Linked DNA regions of Homo sapiens: region 2 is linked to region 1. Evidence: chromatin contacts called from ENCODE Hi-C or POLR2A ChIA-PET data. All regions are on one chromosome and are shown on one strand. The core of a region is the stretch at or near the end of the contact, and the rest is flanking DNA. Distances in the headings are between cores, read along the strand shown. Region 1 holds the start of GPR108 (G protein-coupled receptor 108). Region 2 holds the start of XAB2 (XPA binding protein 2).

What was found. A loop is a pair of places that touch in the nucleus more often than their neighbours do. ChIA-PET counts read pairs that join two places held with the same protein, here RNA polymerase II (POLR2A). Pooled maps may share reads with other maps.
Region 2: a loop to region 1 is called in a map of ascending aorta, with 11 times the contacts of the local background. The contact joins the promoter of XAB2 here to the promoter of GPR108 in region 1. A Hi-C loop is called at or near these places in 2 of 168 maps with a recorded cell type or tissue (ascending aorta and gastrocnemius medialis), 1 of 37 single-sample maps with no recorded cell type and 13 of 50 pooled maps. POLR2A ChIA-PET finds 5 or more read pairs at or near these places in 1 of 52 experiments (HEK293T).

What each region holds. Positions count from the first base shown.
Region 1 is chr19:6,734,067-6,739,059 of GRCh38, reverse strand. It overlaps GPR108 (G protein-coupled receptor 108), which reads left to right and starts at 1,480. Exons shown (of 18, transcript NM_001080452.2): 1 at 1,480-1,603; 2 at 2,349-2,468; 3 at 3,102-3,152; 4 at 3,356-3,438; 5 at 4,753-4,877. The coding sequence starts at 1,484. MIR6791 (microRNA 6791) reads left to right here and starts at 2,282; the gene lies at 2,282-2,348. RefSeq lists enhancers at 55-823, 956-1,015, 2,456-2,605, 3,129-3,897 and silencers at 1,506-1,565, 1,666-1,835, 1,984-2,145, 2,511-2,665.
Region 2 is chr19:7,626,616-7,630,794 of GRCh38, reverse strand. XAB2 (XPA binding protein 2) reads left to right here and starts at 1,250. Exons shown (of 19, transcript NM_020196.3): 1 at 1,250-1,318; 2 at 2,497-2,645; 3 at 2,944-3,067; 4 at 3,355-3,552. The coding sequence starts at 1,268. It overlaps PET100 (PET100 cytochrome c oxidase chaperone), which reads right to left and starts at 1,002. Exons shown (of 4, transcript NM_001171155.2): 1 at 935-1,002; 2 at 136-222. The coding sequence starts at 961. It also overlaps a transcript of STXBP2 not described here. RefSeq lists enhancers at 909-958, 1,219-1,338.

The DNA.
Region 1 (4,993 bases), core at 231-2,730:
AGCTGCCTTCCAGTTCGCGCCTGCATCTGCCCATTTTCCAGTTTAACCTGGTTTCATTCTCAGTACTGCCCCTGAGATTCCGACTCCGCCCCTCCCCCAGACATCTGGGCCATCTGGGCCCTGGAGAAGGGAAGTCTGTCACCTCTCCCATAAAAGTCTGTTCACACCTTGTAAATCCCTTTGAGGTGCTGGAATGAAAGAGGAGAGGAGGCACTGGGGATTCCCACTCCCATTCTCTCCGGGCTTTGGCGCTTTCTCTGCAGCCTCAGACAAGGCTGGGCGTCTTGCAGGGGGGCCCTTGGGTATACGTTCCCCTTACACAGAGCACCCAGGCTCCCAGAACAGAGAGATACAGCTGAGCCCAGGAGGAGAGCCTTGGGAGCCCACACTGGGACTGATGTCTCTGCTGAGACCTGGCCCCACCTGCTGGTGGCTTCTGAGCTAGAAAATGTCTGATTGCAGTTGGGCAATTGAACCCAGTGAGTTCTGTGGCTAGTCTCAAATGGGGGCTCAGCCTAGCAAAGTTCTGAGTTCACCTCTGCTCAGAGACTCAAACTGGAATTGGGGTTCAGTCCAGGTCAGCACCACCGTGGGGATAGGGGATAGAGGCCAGAGGCTTAACCAGAAGGATTAGCAACCCGGTAAGGGGTCAGGTCCAATCTGGAGTCAGGGCTAGTCCAGATCGGTGGCCTAAACCAGAGATTAAGCCTCAGTGTGTGGTGTGGGGGACGAGGGGGTGTCAGAGTTTCAGGCTGAAGTTAGGACTCAACTTGCAGAGAGGGAGTTCACCTGGGGTCAGAGTTCAGCCCGGAGTCCGGTCTAGCCTGGAATCTGGGGGTGGGGCTCCAATTGCCTCACTCTGGAATAAAAGGCTTAGCCTAAGGCTGGGGTCTCAGCCTGGGGTCATAGGTCATCCTAGGGTCAAACTTTAACCTGAGGCCAGCTTTAGGCCTCTCTGTGGACCAGGAAGATTAGGAAAACAGGTCAGGCCTGAACAGATGCGTGTGTTTACCAAAAGCCTCAGCTCTGGCTGGGAGCCACATCCCTGGCTCAAGAAGAGGAAGTCCGTCCTTGGGGATACTGGGAAAGGTAGTTTATTTAATGCTTTGTGGCCCTTGTCTGCTCCCGCTGCATTCTGGGTAATGTAGTCCCGGACAGTTAAGAGTGGGTGGAGAAATTCCGCTTTAAGGGCCGGATATCAGATCCATGACAATTGGTTAGATAAACTGCTCATTAAATCACATCCGGACAATCTTTATAGCGATTGGTGAGAGTGAGCTGGGGGTTAAGCGTTATCGGCTCTCCCATTCGGAACCGGTGCTGTCCGTCGGTGACGCAAGCAGGCGGGCTTGCGGAGAGGCAATTGCTGATTGGTTGGCGGACTGGAAACTCCGAAAGGCCGGGCCCCGCCGTGCGGCGATTGGCTCATCGGTGGGCGGGCTTGGGCGCCAGAGGCGGAGTCGGGGAGGAGGTGGCTCCAGAGATGGCAGTGAGCGAGAGGAGGGGGCTCGGCCGCGGGAGCCCCGCGGAGTGGGGGCAGCGGCTACTTCTGGTGCTGCTGCTGGGTGGCTGCTCCGGGCGCATCCACCAGCTGGCGCTGACGGTGAGGCCCGCCGCGCGAGGGTCTGGGGTCGGTGGCGCAACTTTGTCTCGGAGAAGCCCCCTGGCTTGGAGTGGTCTCGTCCGCCCTCCCCCGTCCCCGAGGCGGTGGAGTGGTCCGGCGCCCCCCGTTTCCGGGCCCGGAGTGGTCTCGTCCCGGGATCCCCTTCGGTCCTCCGGATGGAGTTGCCGGGTCCGCCTCGCTGGGGTCGGCCCCCTCCCTTCGGGGGCGAGGCTCCATCTCTTGGGGACTACACCCCCCTTCCCCCCAACTGGGTCTTAGTCCTTTAAATTCTTGGAATCACTTTTGGGGCGCTAGAGACCCTGGAGCCGCACAGCGGGGTCCTGGGGGGCTATAGAGTGGGGTCCTCTGGGCACTTAATGGGATTTGGGGGGTTCTGTTGAAATATTGCTGGGAGCTCAACTGGAATGTAAAAGTTCTTCGGGAAGGTGAAGGTCAGGCACGCCGAGGTGAATAACTGTTCTCCGGGCGGTGCTCACCCCAGTGGGGAGACTTCCAGGTGCCGCAGGATCTCTGTTCCTGGGTTCTCAGAACAGAGGTCGGAGAATGCAGGACCACCCTTCCCCTGCAGGGAGGAAGTCCCTCTCAACTTTCTCTTGTCATCCTCTGGGCCTGTCCTAAATAGAGGGGTACCAGGAGGCCCTTCTGGAGGTCCTCGTGCCAGACCCCTGGGGCTGGGCAGGCGGAAAGAGGTCTGAACTGCCTCTGCCTCCTTGGTCTCCGGCAGGGGGAGAAGCGAGCGGACATCCAGCTGAACAGCTTCGGTTTCTACACCAATGGCTCTCTGGAGGTGGAGTTGAGCGTCCTGCGGCTGGGCCTCCGGGAGGCAGAAGAGAAGTCCCTGCTGGTGAGGGACCTTGAGGAGTTTGCTGGAGGAGAGCACGGTGCAATCCCCCGGTTCTGGGTTCCCAGCTCTGCCGCTACCCATGTGATCTTGTACAAGTCCCGTCATCTCTCTGAGCCTGTTTCGTCATCTGTACCTGGGAGTAATGATGTCTTACACAGGATGTGCTAGGCACTTTTCTTAAGACTTGGGGGACAGGCGGGGCGCGGTGGCTCAGGCTTTGTAGTCCTAGCACTTTGGGAGGCCAAGGTGGGAGGATTGCCTGAGGCCAGGAGTTCAAGACCAGCCTGGGCAACATAGTGAGAACCCCGTCTCTACAAAAAGTTTTTAAAATTAGCCGGGCGTGGTGAGGTGTGCCTGTAGTCCCAGCCAGTCGGGAGGCCGAGGTGAGAGGATCGTTTGAACCTGGGAGTTCGAGGCTGTAGTGAGCTATGATCCTGCCACTGTATTCCAGCTTGAGAAACAGAATGAGGTCCACCCACCACCCCAACTCTAAAAAAGAAAAAGAGCGTGTGGGATCTAGCACATGTTAGGTGTTCAGTAAATGTGAGGTTAGGTTTCTATTGCTACTGAAAGGGATAGCTGGGAGGTCTCTACTGTCCCTCACACCCTCCCCTTTTTTTTTCCACCCACCAGGTGGGGTTCAGTCTCAGCCGGGTTCGGTCTGGCAGAGTTCGCTCCTATTCAGTGAGTGGAGGGCATGGGGAAGACGGGAGAAGGGGCTGGAGGGAGGGGGTAGGGTCTGTCCTCTGCATCTGTAACCCAAGGGCCCCTGTTCTTTGTCAGAGGCAGGAGCAGGAAGATCCCGTGGGTGGACAGGGAGGGAGACAGGGTGGAGCTGGACCAGGAGAGGAGTAACCAAGACTCACTCCCTCCTGCCCACCCCCCAGACCCGGGATTTCCAGGACTGCCCTCTCCAGAAAAACAGTAGCAGTTTCCTGGTCCTGTTCCTCATCAACACCAAGGATCTGCAGTGAGTTGGGGACCGGGGGCTCGCTCAGATCCTTCGTCTGCGTTTCCCTGGTGTGATGCCCACACGCACCTGGGCTGATCAGGTGGGATGAGAAGCAGAGAGAGAAAGCCACTTACTTTTTAGTTTTGCCTTCAAGTCTTCTGATTGTTGGAAGGAAGGAGAGAGGGACTCCGCGGGTGTTGGTGTCTCAGGGCAGAAGACCCGGATACAGAGGGTTGTTGTGAGAATGAATAACAATTGTTCGCACATGTTGAGTGCTTCCGGTGTCCCGGAGCTTTAATACACTAACTCACCCATTCCTTATCCTGTGATCATCTCCGCTCTTCAGACAAGAAAACTGAGTCCCAGGAACTGGGATTCTGGGGCCAGGGTCTGACAAAACCATGTTGCTTTTCTGTAGATAAAATGTTTTCTTTTTAAATAATATACTTAGGGCCAGGCAGTGGCTTACGCCTGTAATCCCAGTATTTGGGAGGCCGAGGCAAAAGGATTGCTTGGGCCCAGGAATTGTAGACCAGCCTGGGCAACATGGCAAAACCTTGTCTTTACTAAAAAACCAAAAAATGTACAGGAATTAGCCAGGCATGGTGGTGCACGCCTGTAGTCCCAGCTACTCTGGAAGCTGAGGTGAGAGGATCTCCTGAGCTGGGGAGGTGGAGGTTGCAGTGAACCAAGTTTGCACTGCTGCACTCCAGCCTGGACGACAGATCAAGAGCCTGTCTCAAAATAATAATAATAATAATAATAATAATAATAATAATAATAATAATAATGTAGGGCTGGCCATGGTGGCTCATGCCATTAATTCCAGTGCTTTGGGAGACTGGCTGAGCCAGGAGGATCACTTGAAGCCAGGAGTTCAAGACCAGCCTGGGCAACGTAGGGAGACCCCTGTCTCTAGAAAATTTAAAAATTAGCCAAGCATGATGGTGTGCGCCTGTGGTTCCATCTGCTCCTGTGGCTGAGGTGGGAGGATTGCCTGATCCCAGGAATTTGAGGCTGCAGTGAGCTGTGATTGCACTACAGCGCTCCAGCTTGGGCGACAGAGCAAGACCCTGTCTCTAAAGAAAAGAGAAAAAGAGTAGATTGATGTCATGGGAAATGACGAATAACTGCGGATGCAGGCAGCACAGGAAGGCGGCAGCCTCCTTGACCGGTGGGAACCAAAGGCTGAAACTCAGTGATAACTGACTCGACTGGACCCCGCCCCTCAGGGAGGACACGCAGAGGGTCCAAGGGGCCACTGAGTCCTTTGCCGGTGCCTGAGCCAAGTTCAGCCCCCCAGCCTCATGCCCCACCCCACCCTCACCCCAGGGTCCAGGTGCGGAAGTATGGAGAGCAGAAGACGTTGTTTATCTTTCCCGGGCTCCTCCCGGAAGCACCCTCCAAACCAGGGCTCCCGAAGCCACAGGCCACAGTCCCCCGCAAGGTGGATGGCGGTGAGTCAGGCTGGCTGTGCAGACGGGGGTGGATGGGCAGGTCTGCCCTTTGCACTCCCCATGCCGTTTTCCCACTGCCCCTCTATCCATCCATCCATCTCTTAAAATCACTGCCC
Region 2 (4,179 bases), core at 1-2,500, 890 kb before region 1:
GAGCCAAAGGCCTCCAGAGCCCCACATCAGGGCAGGGTCGGCTTATGGGAGGCAGACATTAGTCCCCAGCAGACTGCTGCCCCACACCCTCTCCCACCCCTGGAATGAACCCTCAAACACTCCTCTTATGCCCACCTTGCGCTGTATGACATCGTCCTCAAACCACTCGGCCTGATTGGAAACCCAGAACATAGCCACAGGGAAAGTGAGGTAGATTATCATCTGGAATGGCAGAGGGTGGGTGAGGTGAGCTCCCCCCAAGCAATGTGCAGAGGCTCCTCAGAGCCTGGGGGACCCATCCTACTGCAGAGTCCAGAAGCGCCTCGTTACGGCCGACCCAAGAATCCCAGAACTCCCACCAAGGGTACAGAAACCTCGCACCCTAAAACCTAACTCCTATAATCCAGGAGGCCTCATTCCTGAAAGTTCCCTCTGAGCTGGAGTCTTCCTCTCAAACACAGACAGACACACAGACGCCCCAGCTACAATCAAAAGCATCTCCTCGAGACCTCATTACCCATCCCCACTTAAGATCCCGGGAGCACCCCCAAACCCAGGAGGCGTCACTCTTCAACTCCACTTCTCGAAGTCTAGGAATCTCCCTGTCATAGACACCCACCCACCACGAGCCCGAGAGCTCCCCCAGGATCTTAAGTCTTCCTTCTTTAGAGCCCCCTTCTCAGCTCACCCCTCTCTGAGGTCCTTCCTCGGACCAGCCCTCTCACAGCCCCCAAACCCAGAAGCCCAAATCCGAGAACCCCCCCAGCCCAGCGTCCCCTCTCCTGGATTTCCAACCAGAAAGGTTCCTCTCAAATCTTAAGAGCTTTCTCCTTGGAGCTCCCTCTTCCTTTGAAGTCCCCCCATTTCCAACCTCATCTTCAGATCCAGGAAGATCCCCTGCCCAGCCTCCCAACCCACTCCTGTGTCCACTGACCCGAAATATCTCCAGCTTCACCCCCATCTCGTTTCTCCCGGTCAACAAAGCCAGTTCCGCCCAAAGCCGACCCTCCAGCAAGACAGAAGCTCACTGGTGTTTTGCACGCTCCATTGCTGAAGCTGATTGGCCAATGTGTATCCTGATGGCGCATCTTCTGGCGCCTCTATTCTGCTTCCGGTCGCTGGCGTCGTCGAAAAGAAGTCAATAACGTGGGCCTGTCCGTCAAAAATGATTTAACCAATAGAAAACGGGTCTGGCTCGGAGGGGCGGGCCGTCAGTGGTAGACGTCATAAGCGCGCGACTCTCTCCTGTACCTGGGCATCCAGAAAAATGGTGGTGATGGCGCGACTCTCGCGGCCCGAGCGGCCGGACCTTGTCTTCGTGAGTCCACAGAGGAGCCGGGGGTGGCCTGCGTTGGGGCATTGGGACCTGGACGCCGCAGGGGATCGAGGCTGGGTCGGCAAGGAGATTTAGGCCGAAACTGCCAGGCCAAGGTCTGGGAACCCTAATGGGCCAGAGACCGGATCGTCATGTCCGCACCGAACTGTCCAGGAGTAAAAATATGGTGTTGTATCTTCGGGTCTGAGTAGAAAACCACTGTCGAAGGGAAGCGTCTAGCCTCCCGAACCAGGGGCGGAAATGGGGGCGTGCAGGGAATGGGAGAGGAGGAAGATCGCATAACTGAACCTTGAGAGGTGAAGATCGGTGTCTGAAGTAAAGGCTTGCTTACGAGGCCAGGGTTCTGGTTTCTGGGATGAAGGCTTGGTTTTCTGGATAGCGGTCTCTAGGCCTGGACTGCAGCATGACAGTTTCTGGGGTGGTGGCCAGGCTAGAAGAACCCTGGTGATGTGGAGCTTGTCAGGCGATGGCCAGTGAAATACTTACTCTCTGGAGTAGAGGCGTGACATCTTCACCAGATTCTTGGTGTGCAGAGTTAAAGGCTTGGCTTCTGGTGTATAACTCCTCCTGTGAGATAAAGGCCTAGCTTTTAATTTCTGGGGCAGAGTTGAGCTAGACGCTGGCTAGTGGGATCCTGGGGGCGGGGCTAGTGGCTTGGAATCTGGACCTGAGAGCCCTGGTGGCTGGGGTAAAGATCTGGTCATCTGGGCCTGGGGTGGAGATGGGTCAGATGGTGACAGTGGGAGTCTGAGGGGCCAAAGGCCTGGTGTCTGGGAAGAGGCACGTTTTGAAGAAGTGGGGTCTGGTGTCCAGGACTGGCATCTGGGCCAGGGCCTTGGTATCTAAGGAGTCTGACCATCTGGGGCAGAAAGCGAGTGGTGATGCGGACTCATTCCTGGCCCAGAGCCCTAATGACTGAGAAGTCTGATGATTTGGGTTCGATTTTGGGTAGTTGAATTCTGAGGGGTAAAGGTCTGGGCCACTGTCTTGGTGTCGGGCATCTGGTTTGGTGCCTGGGCATCTGGTGACCTGACTTCCTTGGTGGGTGGTGGGATCTAGGTAAAAGTCCGGAGTTTGGACCTGAGCCCCAGCAGTGGGATGGTGCTGCACACAGGCTCTGAGGGTAGGCCTCTCTTCTTCCCATTCCCTGGCCCTGGCAGGAGGAAGAGGACCTCCCCTATGAGGAGGAAATCATGCGGAACCAATTCTCTGTCAAATGCTGGCTTCGCTACATCGAGTTCAAACAGGGCGCCCCGAAGCCCAGGCTCAATCAGCTATACGAGCGGGCACTCAAGCTGCTGCCCTGCAGGTGGGAATGGCTCCAGCTGCCCTGCCCACCAGCCCCCACCCCACCTGGTCCAGTTATAACAAAACTGCCAAGTGGGTCCCGGGTCCCGGGTGATTGCTTCGTGTTTCATCACTGACCTGTACATCCCTTGATGGGTCAGCACACCTTCTCTGATGTCCCAGTCTGTCCCTGTCATTGCTGAGACATGTCACCCCTCCCACACCCCTTCTTCCCACATTTGCCAACTGGGGCAGGGCAAATGGTTCTGGGGGTGTCCATAAAGCTGACCGATCAGCATCTGTCCCCTCCTATTCCCCAGCTACAAACTCTGGTACCGATACCTGAAGGCGCGTCGGGCACAGGTGAAGCATCGCTGTGTGACCGACCCTGCCTATGAAGATGTCAACAACTGTCATGAGAGGGCCTTTGTGTTCATGCACAAGGTTTGGGGCTCGGCGAGGGGATGAATCGGGAAGTGGAGCTCAGTCCATGGTGGTGGGTGGGGCGGGGACAGGGGCTGGGCTCAGCATGTTAGGGATGGGGGCTTGGATTCCTGTTGCTTCTTTGCATGGGAAGTTGGGCTGGACTCAGTCCTGGAGCTGGGGGTTTCTGGGTCCCGCCGCATTTATGTGGTGGCCCCAGGTGTGGCTCAGCCACAGGACATCGAGTGTCTGTGGCCAGGCCATGGAGTCCGTGGCTTAGCCCCAGCCGCCTCTCCCCACACCCCCAGATGCCTCGTCTGTGGCTAGATTACTGCCAGTTCCTCATGGACCAGGGGCGCGTCACACACACCCGCCGCACCTTCGACCGTGCCCTCCGGGCACTGCCCATCACGCAGCACTCTCGAATTTGGCCCCTGTATCTGCGCTTCCTGCGCTCACACCCACTGCCTGAGACAGCTGTGCGAGGCTATCGGCGCTTCCTCAAGGTGAGCCTAGCAGGTGCGCTGGTTCCCCAGGTTAGTTTCCAGAAACGGCCTCACTGTGACACTAGCTCCGCGTAGGATGTCACCCAGCAGACGGGATGTGGGAAGAGGCTCCTGGAGATGCATGTGTTTTGTTGTTGTCCGTGATTCATGTCTTTATTTTCCAAATAGTTTGTTCACACTGGTTTCACATTAGGCATAGCGATGGGTGCTGAGGACAGTGTGACTAAGACACTCCCTGCCTGCACGGAGCTTTTAGTCTAAGTAGGAAGACAGATGCATATGAGCTGATGGCATGAACTAGAGTAAAACCACAGCCATGAAGAGGGCCAGGAATAGGGGTGGGGAGAAGCAGGCAGGGTGGAGAGTGGAAGCACCAGCCGGGCGGGAGTGGGGCATGGTTTGCTCAAACTTAAAGTATCTGTTTTATGACGTTTGGATTCTAAGCTGGACCAGTCAGGACTGAGGCTGGACCCGTGGGGCCCAGGCTGGACACTATAGTCAAGGCTGGACCCATGGGATCAAGGCTGACCCAAAGGGGCCAAGGCTAGACCAGTCAGGACTGAGGCTGGACTAGTGGAGCCAAGGCTGGACCCATTGTGGGTTGGGGGTCAATTCTAACCCAAAAGG